Regions from separate parts of the Mus musculus genome. Here region 2 is linked to region 1. A link is a loop called in an ENCODE intact Hi-C map of the cell type or tissue named here. Cell type or tissue: left cerebral cortex. All regions are shown on one strand. Each heading gives the region's core, and the rest is flanking DNA. Links, peaks and the distances in the headings are about the cores only.

Region 1 (11,986 bases), core at 2,347-10,346:
AGCCTTCATTTCAATTAAAGGGATATCGGGGGCAGATTCATCCTGTTTTCCTTCATGTACTGGAACCATTGGTCTCAATGACTACAGGATACCAGGAGGAAAAGCAAGCATCCTGCTGTTGAGCTTCTCTGATTCCAGTTGCAAACAGATCACAAGAGGTATGTTGGTTTTTCCACCCATTAGTATGTCTGAGCATCCATTGTTCCCACCAAAAAGGTCATGACTCAAATGCAGAAACTACAATGTATGCACAGCACCAACTACAGCTATGGGAAGACTTTATTATGAGGCACTTTATTGGATACTCACAAACAGAACTCATCTGCCCCTTTTATACAAGCAACACGTAAGTTATCATCTTTACCTTGTCATAGCATCAAAATGAGACTCAAAGAGACTGTGCCATATTCCTTCCCATGATGCTTGTCTCACAGACAGTTCCCCACTTTCTCCTCCTCCTTAACTATCCATCCTACCAGGTTAGGGCTACTCTCTGGTTTCACAATTCAGCCACACCCATGTTGACTAATGCATGGATCTACATGCTATGGAGGTGACAAGAACAAAAGGTAAATAGATAAGTTTGCCTCAAAGCTGCTTCCATACTTAGGAAGTACATTTTAAAACTGCCAATTAGGCAGGAGTGCATTCTAAAAATAGATACTTGAACCCCTGCTAATCATAGAACAGGCAAGCTTCAGCCAATCACAGGCTGCTAACTGTGAAACCATGTCCTTATAAGGTGACTGTTTCCATTGCTGTGAAGAGACACCATAAACATGGCAACTCTTATAAAGGAAAACATTCAATCAGGACTGGCTTACCATCTCAGAGGTTCAGTCCATTTATCATCATGGCTAGAAACATAGTGCCGCAAGAGCTAAAAGTTCTACATCCTAATCTGAAGACAGCCAAGAGGAGACTCACATCTGCACTGGGTGGAGCTTAAGCCTCAAAGCCCACCCCCACAGCAACACACCTATGCCAACAAGGCCACACCTCCTAATAGTGCTACTTCCCATGGGCCAAGCATATTCAAACCATCAAAGTGACCCTAGCAGAGAATGTGACCCTATCTGAGACAGTGACCATAGCTTAGAAAGTGACCATAAAAAAGACAAGGTTTGTTCTTTAAAAAGAAATATTTATTTGACCAAAACATGGCTTTTAGATATGCTGATAAATTTAGTGACAGATTTGCCAGAAGAAATTTCCATGCTTGACACTGGCCCTGAGTTCAGACTTTTGTATCTAATTAAGAAGTCATTTCAAATTTAATGAGTTAAAGTGCACAAAAAGCCTACTATATCCAAGAAGTTGTATATTGTGTATTTAAAAAAAAAACACACAGTTAATCTCACTTACTACACACTTACCGTTAGATCACTTTTATTTTATTCATATTCTTATGCATGATCACAATGCGGGAGCATGTTCCACAGGGTGTGTATGAAAGTCAGAGGACAACTCTGTGAAGTTGGATCTCTCCTTGTGCCTTCCATCGGTTCTGGGACTTGAACTCAGCAAATCAGGCTGGTGTAGCAAGCGCTCTACCCAGCTTGTTGCCTTGCTTGATCCATTTTCAAAGATGATTAAGGCTGAGATGATGTTTTAACATTAAGCACTGCTGACCCTCATAGCCTTATCTTCTACCGCCTACCCTGAGAGAGCCTCTCTATTCTGTTAGGCTGGCCTCCAGGACAAAGCCACCTCTTCCCCAGTGCTTTTGACCTTTGAACCTTGTCATGCACCATCATAAATGTTCGGTCACTTTTAGAACATTTGGAATGTTCTCAAAAATATTTGTGCTCAAGGGGAGATCTTACTCTTATGACAAGACAACCTCCAAATTCAATAGTTGTCCTGACTGTTCCAATCCTTCTCCTTCTCTTCCTCCTCTTCCTCTTCTTCCTCCTCTTCCTCCTTCTCTGAACTCACTCCTACAGCCATGAGAGCTATGGTTTGCATCAGTCCTTCAAAAAATTCTCCACGGGGACTTTGATGACTAGGGCCATAGCTTACACTTAGCTCCACACAGTGCTGTGTGGATATGAGGAACTCATGAATGCTAGATCAAGTGAGTGAGTGATTGCTTGCAAACCTGTAAAGAGGAAGTGAGTTTCAAACCCCTTTTTTCAATAAGTCTATGCATCCTGCCTTCTGTGCATGGCAAGGAAGGCGTCCTCTCCTTTTTGCCTACTATCTTGTTGACAAATTTCTAAGATAAAGCAAAGGAAAACGAACAGTCTTAGTTCTAGGCTCAACCCTTTTGTTTTCTTTGTCCCTGTTTACCCAGTCAGTAAAACCTGAACCTTCTTCCTTTCTTGGACCAAATGCAAAACCTGAAAGGAGTGATTCTTGTTAAAGCAGACCTCTAGAACCAAGTCAGGAGTGCTATATTGGGAAGGGGAGCTGGAGTGCACAGAAAACAAATCTTCAACTTCTGTTGCCCATTTCTTAGGTGTGTATCTGCATGATGAGAGCCACCTTGCCTTTGTTTCCCCCTAGAAATTGTCCACTAAGACTCACCCATATGTTCACACATGAGTACGTGCACACACACACACACACACACACACACACACACACACACGATAGGCAGACCAGGACCTGAAAGAGTTCAGCCCAGGGAGCGCTGTGTAGCATAACTATACATGATTAGGAAGATCTTAACACACCTCTCCTCCCTGCCCCCCAGAACTAATCTATATGCTAATTTGCACTTCATAATGCCGCCCCACAATATGGTAATTGCTGTAATGTTTTCCAGGGAGAGGGGGGGGGCATGAAAGAAAGAAATTGAGCTGCGGCTCAATCACTGAAGCTTGCGCATTGGTGAGGCTTCACACAAGAGCGAGCCCACGTCCAAGGTGCAGCCACGTTGAGAACACAGTGAACTTCAGGCAGAACAGGAAATGTGTTCTAAAGCTGCGCTGTTTCAAAATGGCCCTCTGTAACATGGTGTATGTATACTGGCTACAAACTGCAGCCTTCTAAGTAGAAGAAAGCCCTTTCCCCCCACCTGCCGTGGTAGCTGATGTCTGATTTACAAGAAGCTCCAACAGCTGATCTAGTGGGATGGCCCAGCCTCAGGGGGACCTGCCTCCCCAGGCATGAGGGTCCGTTCATGTTGGCCTGTTTTCCTATGTGCGATCACCAGTGTTATTAAGATATCAAACACAGGAATGACAACAAGAGTCCTAATTAAACAACAGCCTAACTGTGCGCCCTCAAAGGAACAGACAGAACCCAAATAAGAGGAGTGTGGGACTGGAAAGAAGGGGAAAAGACAACGGGGGCTTTGAAGCCATGGGGGTTTCAAACAGCAGATTTGCTATGTGTATTTAAAGGGCCAGATGACACGAAGGGCTCCTAAAGCTATTCAGAGAAGATCCGGGACTCACTGAGTTGGAAGGAGAAGTAGAGTCCTGTGACCAGAACCCAATTGTAATTGAGCTCAAGGATCACTCTCGGCAATCAGGGAAGTAATACGCTTCTGAATAATTATGAATAATTAGGCACATTTATGAATAATTACATTGATAATAACTATCTAACTCATTCCATTTGGAAATTGTAATTCAGTCATTGCAGACTGGGAAGCCATTTCCCCGTCCTGCTCTATGCATATTCATGGCCTAATCCAGGAAACTGCTGGACTTGCCATGGGGACAAAGGGACATCCTGGTCTACAGGGGCCAGGCTTCACCTCCCCTTGACTGATTCAAGAGGACTCCAGACAAATGAGAGAAGCAAAGAGAAGGGAAATATTTTTCTAAAATTCCGGAGCTTTGCCACCTAGTGACTCATTTATCAATATGCTTACAAGTGATGTAAGGAACTGGTTTCAATACAACAGTTAAGAAGCAGCCATTGTCTCCCCTGACCTCACTCTAAAGCAGGCTGGGAAACTAACTGTATATGAGCAATCTTTTCATAGTCTTACAGTTGAGTACCATTCTCCTTAAGGTCAGAAGCCACTGTTTGAGCACACAGTCTTACTGCATTCCAGGGATTTAGACAAAAGTGTGTCTCTTCTTATTGCCTTCACAAGCACACACACACACATACACACACACACACAAGCACGTACATGCACACATACACTCCTCTCCTTCTTTTCCTCTCTCTTTCCTCAACTCTTTAAGTACATCTTCCTCTCTGTTCAAATCCTAACAGTGTGATTAAAAAGTAAGCTTACATTTTCCTGATACCAAAGGTAATTATGTTTGGAAAATATTGGAAAGAGGAATTTTAAAAATGGCTTTAAAAATCAAGGATACCAATACTGAAGATGACCAGCATTGACTCAATGTTTTGAAATGATCGTTTGTAATACATGTTTTAGGCAAGTTTGGTTTTATATTCTGCCTGGTTTTCTTAGTATTATAGAAGAAGCAATTTCTATATTAATAAAAAACAACAAAACCCCTCAAGCTTTAAAACTGACCAAAAAAAAAAAAAAACCTTAGAGACCATATTTAGGATTTTAAACCTCATATAGACACAATCTAGTGACTTTTTACTTCATATCAATGTGCTTCATCATGAGAAAATAAATAATTTTGAGGCTGGATCCAGGAGTGCAGACTCTAATCTCCTGAGGCAAGAGATTTGCTTGAACCTAGGAATTTGGCCTACCCTGGGCAATGTGAGAAGACTCCATCTTAAAAACCCACACATGGAAAGGAGCTGGGCGCTGGCTCACTAGGCAGTTGGCCCACTGCTTATGAACAATCCTATCAAGCCAAATCAGCAAACTCTAGACCAATGGTTCTCAACCTCCCCTACCCTGCAACCTTTTCACATAATCCCTCATGTTGTGGTGACTCCCCAACCATAAAATTGTTTTCATTGCTACTTCATAACTCTAATTTTGTTACTGCTGTGAAGTGTATCATGAATACCTGTATTTTCAAGTGGTCTTAGGTGACCGCTGTGAAAGGGTCCTTTGACCCTGGAAGGGTTCATGACCCACAGGTTGAGAACCACTGTTCTAGGGTCAGTGAGAGACACTAACTCAAAAAAAAAAGTGAGAAGCAATAGACAAAGACACCCAACATTGCCCTCATGTGTCCATAGACATTCAAATGCATGAGCACACATATATTCTCATGAATGAATATAACAGAGAGAGAGAGAGAGAAACACACATACACCACACAGGCACACACGCACATAAACACACATACCATACACACAAATCATTTGCTGACACCCTGAATGTTTACGGCTATGGTGTTCGAGTGAGAATGCCCCCCCCCCATAAGCTCATGTACTTGGGTACTTGGTCCCCAGTTGGTGGAACTGTTGGGGAAGCATTAGAAGGCATGAACTTACCACTGGCAGGAGGGTTGGCTTTGGGGTTCCAAAATAGGTCCAGTCCAAGTGTGTCTTTTTCTCTGCCTCCTACTTGCAGATCAAGATGTAAATCCTCACATGTTCCTATCATCATGCCTTTGTTCCACCATCATGAACTCTAACCGTCTGCAGCCATAAACCCCAAACCAAATGCTTGCTTTCAGAAGTTGTCTTGGTTGTGGTGTTTTATCACAGCAACAGAAAAGTAACTAAAACAATGGCTTAGCCATGCTACATGAAAACATACACAGTAAGCAGGCAGGGAACACAGGGGATGAGGAACAAGACAGTACAGGGTACTGCAGCAGCACTGGGGACATTAGGCCATTTCAGAGCTGACAAATGACTCATTGAGTTAAAGGAGATAGAACCTCATCTCGGAGCACAGACTTGTATTTACCTAACAGCTTCAAGAGTCCAGAAGTAAGGAGAGGCTCAGAATAAATCCTACAAAAAAAGACCTGCGTGGGATTCCCTCAGGAACGAGATCTAAATTGCAAGTGCTGGCTGGAACTTCACACATCCCATTACAATAAACGGAATGACATTTTAAGCAGCTTGGTACTTAATGGCTGTGGCTGGAGTCTTTAGGATTTTCTTCTCCTTTTGGATTCTTACCTGTGCCAGTAGGAACTCTGCACAGCTCCTGCTCATATGCACTCTACCTGGTGGCAACCAGGAAGCAAAGAGAGATAGAGGATGGGATCATCAGACAGCAAAGACATCTGTGGGAGCTACTTCTCCTAACTAGTTCCACCTTGACAAGTGTCTGCTGTCCCTCCAGACAGTGCATCTGTCTCAATATTGACATTGTTAGTTAGGGCAGGGCCCTAGAAGTCTAATCAGTTCTCAATAACTGGATCCATTACCTGGGATCAAGCCCTCAATACATGAGCTTTTGGTGGGGGAGGGGCACTTCATATACACACCACGATGGTTAGCTAACATTTGAGTCCTCAGGCTAGATAATGCAGATTGCTCTTCCCCAAGGTGGTGGTCCTAACCGTATCCACAGAACACCTGAATACAACACAAGAATAAGAAATAATTTTTTTCTTTCTGCCAATCTTCATCCAGGGATATTGGTCTCCCACTTCCTTCAGTCTCAGATTCTGGTCCTAATCCTTTGGCTTCATACCCTGGTGTGGCACTTTCTTGGTTTTTTCAGGTCTTTTGACTCAAGATGTGCCATTGGCTCTTCGTGTCACCTGCTTGTCTGCTGGAGCTGCTGAAGCTTATATAATTCCATGAGCTAATGGTGGGAGAGGGAGGCAAGGGGTTGGGGCGTGGGGGCAGAGGAATGGGTGGGGAGTTATTCTGTTTCTCATTCTTAGGCAAACACCAGAACACCTCAGACTATTTCTGATTCAGGAATTCCTGGGGAAGTTGAGTCAGTAGCCTTCAGTGATTGTAGAGCATGCTGAAGTAGGAGAACCCCAGCCTCAGAGCAGAGGGTAGGTTCTCTGCACTCTGACCAAGTCAGGTGTGTGGGCAGAAGGCCAGCCTTCGGTTCCCTGGGAGGAAGATGGACATTCTGGGTTTTCTTTTCTTTTCTTTTAAGATTTATTTATTTATTATACATAAGTACACTGTAGCTGTCTTCAGACACACCAGAAGAGGGCATCAGATCCAATTACAGATAGTGTGAGCCACCATGTGGTTGCTGGGATTTGAACTCAGGACCTCTGGAAGAGCAGTCAGTGCTCTTAACCACTGAGCCATATCTCCAGCCTGAGAGGGTTTTCTATAGGCAATACACCAAGTATCTACCTCATTAGATATCAACACAGTATCTACCTCAGCACAATATGGCACTACTGTCCCTTTACCTCTGCCAACAGTGACTGGGACTGGCCTCTCTTCTACGCGGGAAACACATCTCTTCTCTTTTGGATGTTTCCTTCCAGCACAGAAATCAAAGCATAAGTCAGAGGTCTCCCTCAGCACTGGTCACCAGTTATTCCAGTTTGTCTTCCCAGCCAATGACAACAGAGTGTTTTCCCAAATTGTGTCACATAGAGCCTCATATAGTTCATTTCCCCCTCATGGACACTCTAACAGATCCTTCTCTGATTCCTTTTTATGCTTGGATAGGAATCTTGGGTGGGGGTGTGGGAGGGGCTTGGGGGGAAGCCTGCTTAAGTCATACAATTAGCAAAGAGCATGCATAGGATTTGAACTATGATCCATCTCCCTAAGATCTGTAGTAAAAGAAAGGCTCTGTGATGGTTTGAATGAAAATGACCCCATTGGCAAATATATTTGAATGCTTAGTCAGCAGGAAACAAACTTGTTTGAAAGGATTAGAAGGATTAGGAGACGTGGCCTTGTTGGAAAAAGTATATCACTGGGGATAAACTTTGAGATTTCAAAAGCCCATGCCAGGCCCAGTCTCCTTGGCTGCTGCCTATGACCAGGTGTAAACCCCTCAGCTACTGCTTCAGCCTGCCCACCTAACACCACACTCCCTGTCATGATAATAATGGACTAAGCCTCTGAAACTGTAAGCAAGTCCACATTTACATGCTTTCTTTTATAAGCATTGCCTTGGTCATGGTGTCTCTTCAAAGCAATAGAACACTGACTAAGACAGGGTATGAGCTTCCACAGACATGTTCAATGTGCATGGCACTATGAAAATAAAAGAGAAATATTATACAGGTGGGCAAAGTAGATAATAGCCTATTCTATAAGATAAAGTTCCCAAGACTAAAATCTTCACTGAAAACTTTCAAAGACAAAGAACTAAAAGAAAATCAAATTATAATTACAGTGGGTATTGTATGATCTATAAAAATCCTCTCTAATATAACCTAATATAATTTTTTTAACTGATTTAGACTGAACAACTTTACTTTCTATTATAAAACTATAGGAGAAGGTGAGTAGCTTAATGTGATGCCAGGTCTCCAGAGACTGATGGAAAAGGATGAATGAAGCAGGAAAGGATCAGTAAAAAAGCTTAACTAATATCAAATAGAACGCATTATGCATAGCCAGTGTTTCCATTGTGTGACATCTTAGAGACATTGGTCTGACCCAGAAGGATCCATCTGTCACTTGAGTTATTTGACTATTGATTAATTTTCAGAAATGTTTCGGCATGAGTGACACTGTGGAAAGAAAGCCTGCTCCCCTGCCCCCTGCTGTGGGGACTCTGAGCAGCCTGCCTTTGCCTTTTTGCATGATTTATGTTAGGTCCGAACCTGAAGAATCAATAAACAGCTTTTGCAGCAGAACTGACTACATCCCCAAAGAAGGCTGCCTTTGCAGTCTCTACATGATCTACAAAATGCATTAGCCTTTGGAGTGGCAGGGTCAGGAATGACTGGTTGAGGAGAGCCAAGAATTTTGTTCACGTTTGTTGATCTTTGCAATGTGCTACGTCTCACACCCAGGTTTATCCCAGTACCCTTCCCCTGGTGGCAAGGAGGCAGAACCACATTTAATTCCAAGTTCAACATTGGAAGCACTCATCTTGAAAGAGCTATATCTCTTCAATACACACAGACACACAGACACACACACTATTCTTTGGAAGAAAGTCTGTTTCCTGAAACATCATTACCAAGATTGAGAATATCTCCTTCTCTTTAGAGCTGTCAGTTGGCACTTCTGGCTCTAGGTGAGGAAGGACTTGCAATATGTGACCTCAGCTGTGTCCACACACAAGAACCAGAGGGGAATGTTGGTCTCAGCACAGCAGGTATGGAAGAAATAAGAAAAAGGAAAGCAGAGTCTATGGCAGCCTGTCTTCCCGCTCTAATAGGGTAGGGCTGTCATCAAGGGTGAAGGGAGATTTCTCTATTATTTCATGCATTGTATTTTATCTAAGTGAAATAAATGGAAAACTATGAAGGGGAGCCTAAGGCTTCTCTGCCTCCTGCTGTCTCCATTCCCGCACATGTGAGCCATGCTGCACAGAGGGCACCAAGGCAGTCATTCCTTAATAATATCGGACATAAAACTTCTCCTGTATGGCACAGGACCTAGAGAAGGAGAGGAAAGTCAGTGATGGAGTGTGTGACTGAGCACTTTGTCAAGGGGAAATGGGCCTTGTATTGTGATTCTCGTCCCCTGGATTGGGACAAACTAGTCATAAACATAGACAAGGGGACAAGATCCGCTGAGCCTAGAAGTGACCACGGGTTTACTCAGGCTGAAGTTGACCTGCCAACTTGCTGGGTTTGCATTGAGGTTTCAAGGCAAGGTCTTTTTTGCATTCTCTGTCCCAAACCTCCAGCTTACAGAATAAGGGCAAACAAAACAGAGAGTGTGGTTTTCTTAAAGGAGATGCCATGGTGCTTCTAGAATCCTCGTGCTTCCGGACTCAGCCAGCTTCTGGGGCTATTGTGGCACAAATCGTCAGTGAGAACTAGCTCTGTACCTGGAAAGAATAAAAATTAGCAGTCCAACCATGGCATGGAGCCAACCTGGGACATTACTTAATACATCTAATTACATAAGAATAATTTCATTAGCACCAGCTTTCATTTGAATATGCTGCAAGTGGTCAAAATTTTTTATCTCCTTACTGGGACTCATCTCCACTGAGATCTCAGGAGTGAAGGTTTACGATGTTGGATGGCTGTTAAATGTGAAATCTCAAGCTGAATAAAGACACTAAGCAACTGGGCAGACTTCTCAGGTCTTAATTATTATTTACAAATTGGTCTTATAAGTAAGTGCCAACATGAAGCCAACATGACAGAAGCAGGCTTCGTCCTTACTCCAGCCCAGCCCATCCCACAAAGGACAGGTACATCTTCAGATTGAATGAGAGGAAGAACAGCCCTCTAAGAAACTCCAAAGGGGAGGGGAAACTAGACGCGATGCTTTCTCTGTCGGCTGTGCTGTGATCCTGTCGCCAGTGAGATATTCCCCCACAGAGCAGAAGAGCTGTGGGTGAAAGGTTTCCTACATTTATAATGTCAGGCGCTGGGTCTACCAGGTAAAAAGTAAATGGTAATTTTATCATTAGCATGCCTGACCCCTCAGTCATGCCGTATCTCATAGGAAATGGCAGGAACAGCTCACGTGTCGGCACGGAATACTTAAAGATCAGCATGTGGAAATGTCCCAGAGCTCGCAACTGAACTGCTGACACCTTTTATTATTGCCACTTAAATAAATGATTCGAGGGGCAAAGGAAAGGGAGGGCCGGCTTAATGTCGAGATTTACATTTGGGATCCTCAGGGCAGTTGTTTCTGAACTGTTTTCAAAAAAATAATGTTGCTGTGTTTCCATTGTCAGGGAGCAAACACGGTCCTAGAAAGTCATGACTATCCGTAAGCTTCTAGCATGCTCAGTACTCCTTGGAGATGTGATTAGGCAGGAATTTCTCCTCCTCGTTTGCATTGTATTGCACATGAGAATACTTCCTGCATCTGTTTCCTCCTTCTGATTGGGCAGGAGGATGGATACCAATGAGGCTGTTCACCACAGCACTTGATCATCACTCTCTGAAAGCAGTAAGATGGATAATGAGAGTTCAAAGGTCATTCTCCCTATTTTTTTTCTCTTTTACAATAAAACCATATAAAAGCACTAAGGAGAGATGGCTGAGTGAGTAAGGTGCTTGCCTCAAAAGCAGGAAGACCTGAGTTCAAATCCCCAGCACCCACATAAATCCAGGCAGGGTGGTACAGGTTTGCAACCCCGGCACCATAGGGACGAGGGAAGGCAGGTGGATCGCTGCAGTTTATTGGCCAGCCCACCTAGCCAATCAGTGGGTTCCAGGTTCAGTAAGAGACTCTGTCTCAAGGAAATAATGTGAGAAAAACACCTATGCCTCTGGCCCCACGTGTGCATGCACAAACATATGCATGCTTACACACACAGGTACTCATATGTAAACTTTATATATGCATGCATGTAAAATTACTATAAAAATACATTGGTTTATGCCTGACAGTACCTTTAATGGCTAAACAGAGTAACCATCAGCTTCATCTAAGAGAACCAAAAGAAGACACACAAATTCCTCACACCACCATAATGACAACCAAAAGCGGCAATCATAGATAAAGGAGACAAACCACCCAAACAGATTCGGTTGGCACTATGGGATTCTGGAATATTATGCAACCTACAAAAGAAGGTAATTCTGGCACATACCACAACATGGATGAACTTGGAGGACATTATGCAAAGAAAAAGGTCAGGCACAAAATGGTACATGCTGCATGACTCCACTCAAATGTCTGGAGTATGGAAATCTAGAGCAACAGAAGGTCCATCGGTGGTGATTGAGGGAGGGAACTGGGAGCGTGATGTGTGAGATGATGATCATGGGTACAGAGTTTCATCAAAGGCAATGAGCAAATTCTACAACCGACTGTTGAAAGCAGCTACACAATGCATGTGTTCAGCTCTGGCTATGGGCTCTTAGCATGTCCTGTCAGCCATATTTCCCTAAAGCTGTTTGGGAGTAACCCAGGGCTGGGTGTGGTGTCACACACCTGCAGTTCCACCACACAGGGTGGGCATCTCCCGTGAGTGAGATCAAAGAGCACTTACCTTCTTCGTTACAGCATTGTCTATGGCATGCCTGTTCACTTCTTATGTGCCTGAGGATTTAATTAACTGCATGTCAGTCTCTCCACGTGTTGTTACTAGAGAGCT
Region 2 (11,986 bases), core at 1,537-9,536, 65 kb before region 1:
AGGTTGGAAGAAGCTCATTTGTTTCTGTAACTTTTCATTCTGCCTTACTTCAGCATTCTTTCCACTACTTATTTGGGAAACATTTCTAATCTGTTTCTCATTCCTGACTCAGTTCCCACTCCTGTGCTTTTTGGCTAATTTGCTGTTAAGAGTTGAAGGTGAACATTCAGAGGACTAGTGCATTGCTGTTCTTCTCTACACAAGCGATGAGCAGAGTCCTCTGTGGTGCACTGCTTTCTGGATAATAGTGACTCTCGGTCTTGAGTGAACATAAGAGTAAATTGTAGAATTGTTTAAAAGTGGTGGCCATAAGATACAATATCTAGAAATAACCCCACGTGTCTGCAGTCAGTTGATTGTTATTACCACATTTTGAGTGCTTCATTTTAAAATGTCCTCCTCTATTGAAAAAGTTTTCTTCATACAATATATTCTGATTACTCTTTCCCCTCTCCTAACTCCTCCCAGATATACCCCACATCTCCACCCTCCCTAATCCATGAATGTGTGCATTCCCTCTCTCTCTCTTCTCTTCTCTTCTCTTCTCTTCTCTTCTCTTCTCTTCTCTTCTCTTCTCTTCTCTCAAACAAGTAGGCAAACAAAACAGAATTTATTTTAAAGTTTAATTTTGAGAAATGTGTTGCTTCAAGAACCCTTCACATTGGAGGGCATAAACAATGTCTACCCCTATCTTATATAGTACCAGGGACAAACCAAAGGGCAACTATATCGAAGTACATCTTGGGGAGCCAATAAGTCCATTGGGATTACTTGCCAGCATGGGTGACCTGTACTGTATTACTACAGTAGTGTGGGTGATCTCAAAATAGCCACACCACCAGAAAGAGTCCCCTCATAGTGGATGGCAGCTATCCCATACCTGGAGTCCTTTCTTCTGTTAAATTTCCAGCCTATATTCCCTAACACTCCCCTTTCCAGAACCCAAGGCCATTGCAGTGGTCCAGGAGTGGGTGGACAGAATCTCAGATGAGGGCCCAATGATGCTCCCCATCCCCTTCTATGAACAACTGTCAATCAACAAACCCCATCCTGGTTGGGGGTTCTCCTGCAAGTAGTCATAGCTTTCCTGATAAAGCTGGTGGTTGTTATGTTTAGAGGACAGCATTCGCCTGCAAGTGTCAAGACTACACTTTGGGTATAGGACAAGCAGGGGACTTAAACAGACATTTCTCAAAAGAAAAGTAACACACATGATAAACAAGTTACAAAATACTCACCATCCCTAATCAAAGGGCTACAAAGTAATCAAAAAAATGGGCATCCCTTCACCCCATTGAAGGTCGGAGATCATCAAAAAGGTCAACAAAAACAAGTGTTAGCAAAACTGAGAGGAAAGGAGCAAATTGGGACCAGCATTTTCAAAAACTGTAGGAAGTGTCCTCAAAAAACTGTTCTTAGCAGTCCCGTTTCTGGGTAAATACCCAGAGAAGCTGAAATCAGTAGGCAAGGGAGATGTCTGCACTGCCGTGTGCTTTGCAGCACCTTCCACAATAACAAAGCTACAGAGAAAAGACTGTACACCAACAGATGCATGAATTTTAATATGGGATAGATAGATAGATAGATAGATAGATAGATAGATAGATAGATAGATAGATAGATAGATAGATTAGATAGATTAGATAGACAGATAGACAGATAATAGATACATACATAGATACATAGATATATAGATAGATGATAGAACATTGATATTAATATTCAACCTTATAAAGCAGGAACTTCTACCACCTGCAACAACATAGATGAACCCAGAGGACATCATATAAAGTGAAATAAGCCAGACATAGAGAGACATGAACCATGTGGTAATCTGGTAGTCTCAATTATATGTGGAAGGTGGAAAAACCAGCCTTGTAACACTAGAGTACAGAATGCTGTCTGCCAGCCAATGTCAGGAGGATGTGAAGGACAGAAAAAAGAGTAAGCCAGTGGATATGTGAGTAAATCAAAAGGCTTAGCTACTGTCAACTTGGTCCCCTATTGTACAGCACAGTGATTATAGTTAGTAACCAAGGGTCAGGTATTTCAAAGCAGCTTGGAGAGGATTTCAACTGTTCTCAACATAAAGACATAATGAATATTTAACAGATAAGCCAACTCCCCTGATTTGCTGATTCTGTGATATAAAAACACACCAACGTGTGACAATGAACCCTACAACTACAGAGAGTTATCACCTAACAGGTTCTTAAAGGGCCACTGAAGGATTTCTACTCTAGAATATAGAAGACACAAAGAGTGGTGTAACCTTTGTAACAAGTGTCCCAAGAGCCTCCCACACAGTTTGTAGGAGCTACATAGAAACAACCCCCAAATAAACATAAATGCTTAGCTGTAGGACTCCTCAGGTTTCCATTGCAGATCATTAACAAAAAAAGAGTTAGGGAAGCATTGATGCTGGCAATCTCTGAAGTATCAACCTGTCTGTTATGACATAGCTATCTGGAACTTTCCTGGCACATAAGCTGGTTCCATTTACCGTCACCAAATAGCCACATCACGCCTGATATAACGTCAATAGCTTTAAAAAAAACGTATTTCCCAATTACTTCTTCTAATATACAAAGAATCCTTCTTGAGTGGCCAGTTAAGCCAGGAGACTCACTCAGGTACCCAAGTTGTGTGCATCCCTTAAGGGACAGACAGCTTGGGAGCTGGGGTCTTTGGTGGTCAGGAGCCAAGCCACGCAGCAGGAAGGCAAGGAACAGCCAGCAGAGTGGCCAGCAAGGAGCAGAAAGGGTATTGAGAGGCAACTCCCAGTGCACAGACAACACTTAATTTACTTTTTATAATTGATTTCTCACAGGATCCCTCCAAAGTAGACACTGTGGTTTCCAAGCTAGCAGGAGCCTCTTGAAAAGGCAAAGAAGGCAAAGAACTGTTTAATAGATCAAACTGTTATTGTTTCTTAAAGTACATTTTTGCTGTTTGGCCACACCCTCAGAGTTACTTTTGCTGACATAATGCTCTTATGGCCATGAGTATTAGTAATAACCATAAACCTAATCAAGATAATATTCCAGAGGTGCGCCTGGAGGCAAACGAAAGAGCTAGCTTCCGGTACTACACCAAGCCCTCTAGAGAAATTCAGTCTTACAATTCAGTTTCTCTAGAAGCAGTCCTGATATCACCGTCCATATTAATCTGGGTTCTCATAGGAACAGAATTGATGGAATGGATTTATTACGTTGGATTACAGGATGCTGTTTGAGTAGTTCCACGACGACAGTCCACGAGGATTGATGTCTCAGCAATTCCAATCTGATACGGAAGGCCTGGGGAATTCCCGGAGAACTGCTGGTCTTCAGTCTACATTGGAATCCCAAAGAAGTTGATTCTAACATCTGTGAATGAACACCGTAGCAATAGGATAGATGAACTCACTAGCAAGAGGGAGTGCAAGTAGGCAAAAATAGAAGTTTCCTTACATGGAAACTTCCATGTTCTTTGATGGGCTACCATCAAAAGATGCCACCCGCAGTTAAGGTAGGTCTCCCTGATTTAAATTATCTGATGAAAAAATCCCTTACTTACAGGAGTGCACACAAATTCCTATTTTAGTTGATTCCAGATGAAGTCAAGTTGATAATGAAGATCAGCCATCACATCTATTGTCTTTGTGTAAAATGCCACCTACCAGAAATTGTCAATCTCTGAAATTAGTGACCGTGTGTGAAAATAGAAGAGTTATTTCTCAAAGCCTGAGCCATGAAATGATTGAACACTGAGAACATTATGTTCAGGGAGATAAGTTTGTCACAAAAGGGCATACTGAGGCTCATATGAGGGTCTGAGAACAGCCACACAAAGACACAGAAAGTGGGAAGGGGGTGCTGAAAGCTGGAAGAAAGGAGAACGGAGACTGAGTTTGGGAAATAGAAAGTTCTGGAACTGGATGGTTACTCAACAATGTGACCACACGTAATACTTCAGAGCTGTGCATTTAGCCATGGTTAAAATCTTGTTATGTATCTTTTCACCACAAGCAAAAGCGAGTTCATCGAGATACAGTCATAGCAAACAATCTCATTTTCTTTTACATTATGTTGGTAAGTTGGGAATTGGAAAAAAAATTCATAGATATTTATCTAGGATTCATCCAAGCATCTGACAGCTCTCATTATAGACAGGAAATGAGCACTTAACACTATTGTTCCTGGGAGGGTCAGAGTTAGTTGAGGAGCACAGGAAGGACCTAGGACACTCACTGCATGGCTTCTCAGTTCCAACTCACCCCTCAACAAAAGTCTCCTGCGGTGGAGTACTTGCCTCGGGACTGTTAGGAAATTTCTAAGGAGTTTCTAATGTGCAGCTAGAGACAGCTGTTTAAGACAGATGTTTAACAGAGAACAGACTGAAGAGGTGTCTGTGACATGCTCAGTTGTACCTTGGTAAGCAGCACTCAACATCTTTAATTCTCCAACATAAGTTCCAAACCATCGACAGGTCTCATAGCATCCCTGAGGCTCACTTACTAACATCGAAGGATTAATGCCGATCGCCTAACTCCTTTAGCGTGATGCCCTCACAATTCCTCCATGTCATGGTACAGTTTCAGAATGTCCTTCTTTTTAATGGTTGAGACGTGTGTCTTTGTTTCTTTTATTCATGTGTCTGTTAACACGGATTTAAGTTTGTCCACACTGGGCACACTGGAAGCACAGAGTCTCCATTGGCACATGGGCATCAATGTTCTGCATAAATATCCAGAGGAGCATTGCCAGCTCATAAAGCTGTCTACTTTTCAATTTTTTTGAAGCCCCTGGATGCCATTTTCATGGACATTTCCCATTACCACAACTGTATACAAGTGTCCCATTTCTCTACAATCTAACCCAACTACTATTTCCCGTCTTTTTCTTTCTTTTTTTATAATAGCCATCCTGGCCTTTTGTGACAGATGCATGAGGCAGTTTTTTCCTCCTTGGTTTGCCTTGCATTTCTTGACAGACATTATGCTAAGTGAGATGAGTCAGCTTCAGAAAGAAAAATAATGCAAGGTTCCAGTTATATAATGGTTTCTAAGACTGTAAAAGTCACAGAGTTGGAGTAGGTGGATTAGCCAGAGCTGGGAAGAGAAAGAAGTGGGGTCAAATGTCATAAGGCCTCATCAAACAAGATGAATAAGTGTAATTGGTACCCAGCATCATGCAGGAAGCTAACAATTCTACATTGTATGTAAAGCACCATTAAGATAGGACATCCCTATTGTAAGTGTTTTTACGAGAAAATAAATAACAGAATAGGGTTGAAGATGCGTCAATGTGTAAATTACCTAGATGGTGATCATGAGGAGGAGAGTCTGGATTCACAGAACCCAGAACCTATATAAAAGTTCAACAGAGTAGCAACCTACAGTACCAACACTCAGGAGGAAGAAGAGACAGAGGCCCCTGGGGGAGGCTGCTTAGCTAGAATAGCCAGGGTGGCAGAGCTCTGGCCTTGGGGAGAGACCTTGTCTCAATAAATAAAATAGAGAAGGATTGAGGAAGATAGCTGAGGTCAACTTCGGGGCTCCATACATGTGTGCACATGTGCACCCACACACATATGTACCCACACACATGCAAACAGTCATATATACCCACCACACCCATGAAGGCCACCCCCACAAAAAATGTACTGAGATCCATAAAATAAAAACATAGGCAAAAGTAGCAAAGAAAGGCTAGTGTCAAGTGTGATTGGGACACTTGAAGAGCTAAGGAGAGCTTTCACAGGGCCTTGGACAAGTGGGTAAAATAGAAGCTGAATTATAGGGGGCAGGTCCACCTTCAGGATGGGGTACTTCAGATGGTAATAGGACCAACTGCGGCTTAGGGTAACAGTGATGCTTGTGCTGTGCAATGTCTCCTAGGAGATCTTCTGAACAGGTCAAGGACTGCCATAACCAGAAACCCCAAGAATGCAAATAAGGGGGCCCCTTCCCATTCCAAGGTCATGTCAAGAAAATAGAGTCATTCTCCTCGGTACTGGCAGTCGACATCAAGCAACCGAGGCACAGCCAACAATAAAAGTGAGGGCCACTCCAATAAGCATTAACAGAGACTCTGTAGAAGCAGGGCAGAAATGAATCAATGAGTGGCAACTTTTGGGGGCAAAAAGGGAAAAGCAGAAGACTAGTTGCATGGGAAAAAATGCTTTGAGGCAAAAAAAAAAAATTGGAAAACAAAACATGTTACTTTGACTTGAACTAATGGAACAAGCCAATGTGTACTGTTGATGAAATGTCTCTCAACAAAATGATCGACACAAGGACAGAGCACAGCAGAGCTATCGTTAATCCCAGAGCTCACTGGCCTGCTAGCCTAGCTATACTGAGAGTTTCAGGTTCAATGAGAGACACTGTCTCAAAACTTACAGCGGAATGGAATAGAGGAAGACACTCAGTGTCCTCTGCAGGCATCTCCAAGCTTCTGCATGAACATATAAGTACATTACTCGAACATGTAAGGACACATAGACCACATATAAGATCAACAAATAATAACACCCCAGCATTCCTTAACTTGAGATACTATTGTGCCCTGCTGAGACACAAGAGCACTGTGAATCCACTCTTCCCCATCACCACCCCAGAGCTGAGTCGGGAAGCTCTGGTCCACTGCTGCCCTTCATCGTCCAAGAAAGTCAGATTCTGAACTCTTAAAAACAGTTTCTGCTCAACACCTATCACCTTGACAGCAATTATAAATTAAAAAACAAACAACGAAAGAAAACCAGAAAAACCAAAACAACAAAACACAAACAAACAAACAAACAAACAAACAAAAAAACCTTAAGGCAAGCCAAGGTGAGTCAATTGGCTGGGGCAGTCTGCATAATGAGATAAGTAACCATCCTGAAACTGGCCAAGATAACGTTCTACTAAATATTTAGCCTCTCTAAATCCTTAGACTGGATATCCTTTCCAGATCATTTACTTAAAAAAAAGAAAGAAAGAAAGAAAGAAAGAAAGAAAGAAAGAAAGAAAGAAAGAAAGAAAGAAAGAGGAAAGGAAAGAAAGAGAAAAGCTCACTGAGAGACTCACACATTAAAGAAAAATTAAATAAATAATAAAATCTTTAGATCCGCAGCCTGAAAAAAAAATTAATGGCAGAACAGACTTTATCACAGAAGGATTATGGGTATTGTGAAGAAAAACCTTCCATCAATTCTGTTAGCCCTGTCTGACAAGACAAAGAGGGAAAAGGAGAAAAATTTGAGGGGCAAGAGAGGGGGCGGGGGGGGGGGGCGGGGCGGGGAGGCAGATTGACTCCCTGTAAATAATGGTGCTCAAAGGCTGGCAGACTTGAGTTACTTCCGCAGAAGGGCGAGTAGGGCATAGCCACTAGACACAAACTCATGACTCACACCCTGCTTGCCTTTCTAAAGACCGCAGCGAGCCAGTGTGTTGTCAAAATTACATTTTCCACATCATCTGAGCTAATACAGCAGAGTAGCATGAAATCGTCCGGATTAGGCTTTGGGAGGGGGTGTGCCAACTTGCAATTTCCGGGGTGGGAAACAGAGCCAATTCTTTCCCTTGGTCCACTACAAGAAAGAAACCTGTGAGGGAAGGGTGCCTGTTCTGGTCCTCTGTATTCCTCTTCATGAAAATACATTTTAAATGCCTTCTTTGGAAGTGGCAATACAGGGTCGCGTAGGTATGGCGTAGATCTGAGTCAAACACCGGGTCTTAAGTGGGACGTTCTTGTGACGTTCTTGTGGCTGGAGGAATCCACAAATCTGCTTATTTGTTCTGTGTTTATTATCTGAAGTGGCGATGCCAGGAAATTTAGGTGTCCCATCCAAGGCATGGGATAAACTGAACGTAGAACAAATACTTCTTTGAGAAGGAAGGAGAGGAGAACTTGGGGTGGGGTTAGGGAGAGAATTACCGCTTTATGTTTTATTTTACCCCTGGACAGAGTCATCCTGCATCTGCCCATCCTATGCGGCATCTGGAATGTTCTATTTCTCCCTCCGCACTTTAAATCAATGCCTGCAAGGACTTTTCCAGGGAACAGTAGAAGTAAGTGAACACCTTGGTAAGAGAGGAAAATAGGGATTATTTCCCAAGGAACAAGATGCTCTGCTGTGGTTTTAACGGGCACCGAAAGCAATGTCATCTCCTACCTCTCTCATCTCCCATGGGCTCTGGCTGCCCAGGACACAACCCTGAACTCCAGGACACAGCCCTGTAAAATGTGGAAACAGAGGACTCCGTATGCCTCTTCCCTCCCCGCCCTTACACCCTGTCCCCTTTTCTATTTATTCCTCCAGTCATAAGCATCTCTTTAATCTCTTCCAAGGAGGCTTTCCTGGCATGAGGTGGGTTGAGAGAGAGGAGGGGCTAGTGCCATTATTGTTCTTAGACAAAGACAGAGAATGACAAGGCAGAAGGGCGAGTCACCCAGAGGTCGGACCACAGAACCTGGCCGGTAATGCAGGGCCTGACATCCCAGATGTTACCAAAGCGCCGTCTCTCCCTGCAAGAAAAATCGGATTAGTCACCATCCGGTCTCCTAATGGACACACTCTGTGCTCTTTAGAGCTTCATTTACTGGGTTAATAGTACTTTGCCTGAGTTCTTTGGCTATGGAAAAAAAAAATGAAAGAAAGAAAGAAAAAAAAAAAACCTGTAAGAAGAAATATTCTGGGTGCAGTCCGCAGCCGCTGACACGAGTAATATCGTATTCATCACAGACAGACCTCGTATCTCATTACTACTGAAGAGCTGCCCGGAGGCATCCGAGCCTGGCCTGGCCAGGCCTCTCATGTGGAACGGTTCAGGTATATTGTGAAATGATTTAATGCGATAATAATGTCCACTTTGCGAGATAGATTATGTTTTTTATAGTGGCTGATGGTTAATGAATGATACATTAGCAAACATCACTAAAACATTATGGGGGGAATGCAGATGCTGACACGGGGCCTTTTTCCCACCACGTCTTGGGCTCTCTCCCCGAGTGGTCTTGCCACCATCCCCTCCCTCCCCGCCCTTCCTTGCCTAAAGATGGAAGGCAGAACTTACAAGAATCAGGAAACTTAATTTATTTATTTTTTTTTTTAAGAAAGAAAGAATCCCAGCTGTGTAGCCCAGCCTCCCGCCTCTCCTCACCAGATGAAGGCATGAATACTAAAAGACATTCAAACGCGACCTGAAATATCTCTTCTTAAATCAAATGGGAATCAATGAAAGTACAAACCCGAACAAATACATTATATGTTGACCCAGTTTATTAGATGAAGCCGTTTACCCTGATTTGATTTATCTGGCAATACACAGCTCAGCTGTGAAATGAAATAAGCCGAGCCCATTCACCTTATTTCCTGTAGCATCCTGGCCCTCGATAGGCTAGCATCGCCTGCTTCAGGGCCGCCAGCCTTTCCATTACAAATCTCTCTTTGTAAGATTTTCCCAGCTTGGCCTCCTGCTGGTGCATCGCATGGCCGACCTTACCCAGGAGGACAGCCGTGGAGTAGATGGGTGTAATTCTGTGGTTGTCTTCATGGTCTCTGCTATTAGGTGATTAGGGATTGGGATTAGGTGCCACCACACTGGTAAAGTTTGTTCACACTTAAGTAAAAGGTAGATGAGTTCCTTACAGCTTTCTTCTCTCCTTGGCCTCCCGTAACTGGACATTTCCATGTGGTCTTCTTCTCATTGGTGCGTATCATGGAAAGCAAACACCTGGCTGGTTCTGAGGGTCAAACCCTAGCATCGTGGGGGGAAGGGTTCGTTATGACCAGTGAGGGCGTGACGCTCTAGGAGATGTGTGGTATGATTCTCAGAGGACCTGCCTAGAGGAAAGAGAGGACACAGATCCTGATTCCCAGATCCACTGAGATCATTACAGAAACTCAGAGAAGAAAGGGGGTAAAGAGAAGGCAGGTTTCAAGCTGTTTCGTGGAAAGGGCAAAAAAAAAAAAAAAAAAAAAAAAAATCATTCCCACAGCTGTTCCAGCCCCAGCAAGCATACAACCTCATGAAACCAGATGTGGGCAAGACCATTCTTTGAGAATTTCTACTTGTCTCCAATGCGGGGCACACTGATGCCTGTGCAGAGAGGAAGGGCAGGAAGACCTAGGGAACAAGCTCCTGCTGCACCCCACCTGCTTCAGCCTGGATTCTGTGATAGCCCTTGGACTCTCTGCTGCGCAACTGACCCTGAAACCTCAGGGGACTTCTAGGTGATATGACAGGCTGACACCCAGAATAAAAGATATACTAATGCAAGCCAGTTTGGGGGAAGCTGACAACATTGGGAGTCTGGTAACCTAGAAGAAACAACCGCACTGAGAACGTGTGAGTGCCTCCGGGTGATATCTTGCCCAGAGCAGATGGCACTGATTTAATTGAACTCGCCTAGACAAGTTACCTATGACAGGTACAGCAGTGGGTAGATGTCACCATCCTAAAAACCGGTGGTAATGTAAAGTCTTCGCTATAGTTTGGGGCTAGTATGTTCCCCAAAGGCCCCACGGGTTAAACGCTGGGCCTCTGGTCTTTGGTTCCTTTAGGAGCTGAGGCCTAATGGAAGTTGGATGTGTATCACTGAAGACCATCATGATGGAAGCAGCTCTGTTCACCACACACCCCATATCATGCTGTCCTGCCTGACCACAGGCCCCAAACAAGGAGCTCAGCCAACCACATGACTAAAGCCATGATGAAGGAATTAAATTGCCCTCCATCTCCTTTGATTTGTCCCGGATATTTTTGTCATAGCAGTAGAAAGATGGTTGACGGTCTACGAACAAGGAATGGATCCAGAGTCCCACTGTGTTCCCCAAAGGCTATGGGGGTGGGAGGGACAGTGGCAGATATCTCTCAGAATGGATGGAGAAAACGTATTCATGTAAGGAAACCCAAAACTGCAAGAAAGAAAAACATGGCTGCCATTTACAATAGACTGGGCAGGGGACAATAGTCACCAAGGCCAGGGCATGTGACAATAGCAATTAGAGTCCTACTGGTGAGAGGGGAAGCCAGAGGAGAGATAGTGGGAGGGAGAGAGGTTCTTACTGGCAGAACTGGAGACAAAGAGAATACGATTTTTGTTGGTGTTTGAATTAATAACAATAGGAGCATATTTGGAAATGTGGGAATAAAGCCTGCATAACTGAATGTGCACTTCTCAGGAATGAGGGGTGTTGACGGCAAGGAGGTAGTGATTAAAGTTGGAAGGAAGATGCCCCCACCATGTAAGGGCATCTGGGTCAAATTATAAGCCTTTCACTTTTCAAAAACTATTTGGAACAATATACAACAACAACAAAAGAAAAGAAAAAAACAACAAAAAATGTAGTTAAAAATAAATGAAATTAGAGTGTACAGGCAGGCTTCAGGTTCCTCCTTTTGACTTGGATCTATCTTGGAACCTGAAGAGGCCTTGGGTGTAGGGTTAGAGAGAGGCAGAGGTATGGAGATGCTATCCACTCCCCGGCCAGGTGGGCACTATCTCTGTCCCCTGCTCAGCTAGCTTTCTGTCACCTAGCCTCATACCTTTGGGCATATGGAAGTCACATGCACTGTAGGGGGTATGCCTGGCTGTGAAGGCTTTTTACTATATTACAGCCAGAAAGCAGAAAGAGACAGAGACAGAGAAAGACAGAGAGACACACAGGGACAGAGAGAGACACAGACCAAGCCAGAAAGCAGAGAGACAGAGAGAAAGAAAGAGAGAGAGAGAGAGAGAGAGAGAGAGAGAGAGAGAGAGAGAGAGAGAGGAGGAAGGGAGGGAGGGAGGGAGGAAGGAAGGAAGGAAGGAAGGAAGGAAGGAAGGAAGGAAGGAAGGAAGGAAGGAAGGAAGGAAGGAAACACACACAGAGAGACACAGAGACAGAGGGACAGGACAGAGAGACAGAGAGAGAGGAAGAGCTAGGGACTAACTACTTCTCTGAAGGACAGGCCCATAGTGGCCTAATGTCCTTTCCTTGGGATCTATTTGCTAAAGATTGCCATCTCCCAATG

What was found. A loop is a pair of places that touch in the nucleus more often than their neighbours do. Peaks named below come from ENCODE experiments on the same cell type or tissue, not always from the same donor. Only the 100,000 strongest peaks of a DNase experiment are listed, where the experiment ranks them.
Region 2: a loop joins it to region 1, with 6 times the contacts of the local background. A loop is called at or near these places in 2 of 42 quality-filtered maps.

What each region holds. Positions count from the first base shown.
Region 1 is chr13:38,747,728-38,759,713 of GRCm38, reverse strand. No RefSeq gene overlaps it. Among named protein-coding and RNA genes, the nearest start is that of Eef1e1, 95 kb to the right of the region's middle. In left cerebral cortex, for the core only: a CTCF peak has its summit at 8,800; DNase peaks (open chromatin) are centred at 2,775, 5,808 and 6,511; H3K27ac peaks cover 1,750 bases.
Region 2 is chr13:38,811,964-38,823,949 of GRCm38, reverse strand. No RefSeq gene overlaps it. Among named protein-coding and RNA genes, the nearest start is that of Gm46392, 44 kb to the left of the region's middle. In left cerebral cortex, for the core only: no CTCF peak of the experiment used is centred there; a DNase peak (open chromatin) is centred at 4,971; H3K27ac peaks cover 1,274 bases.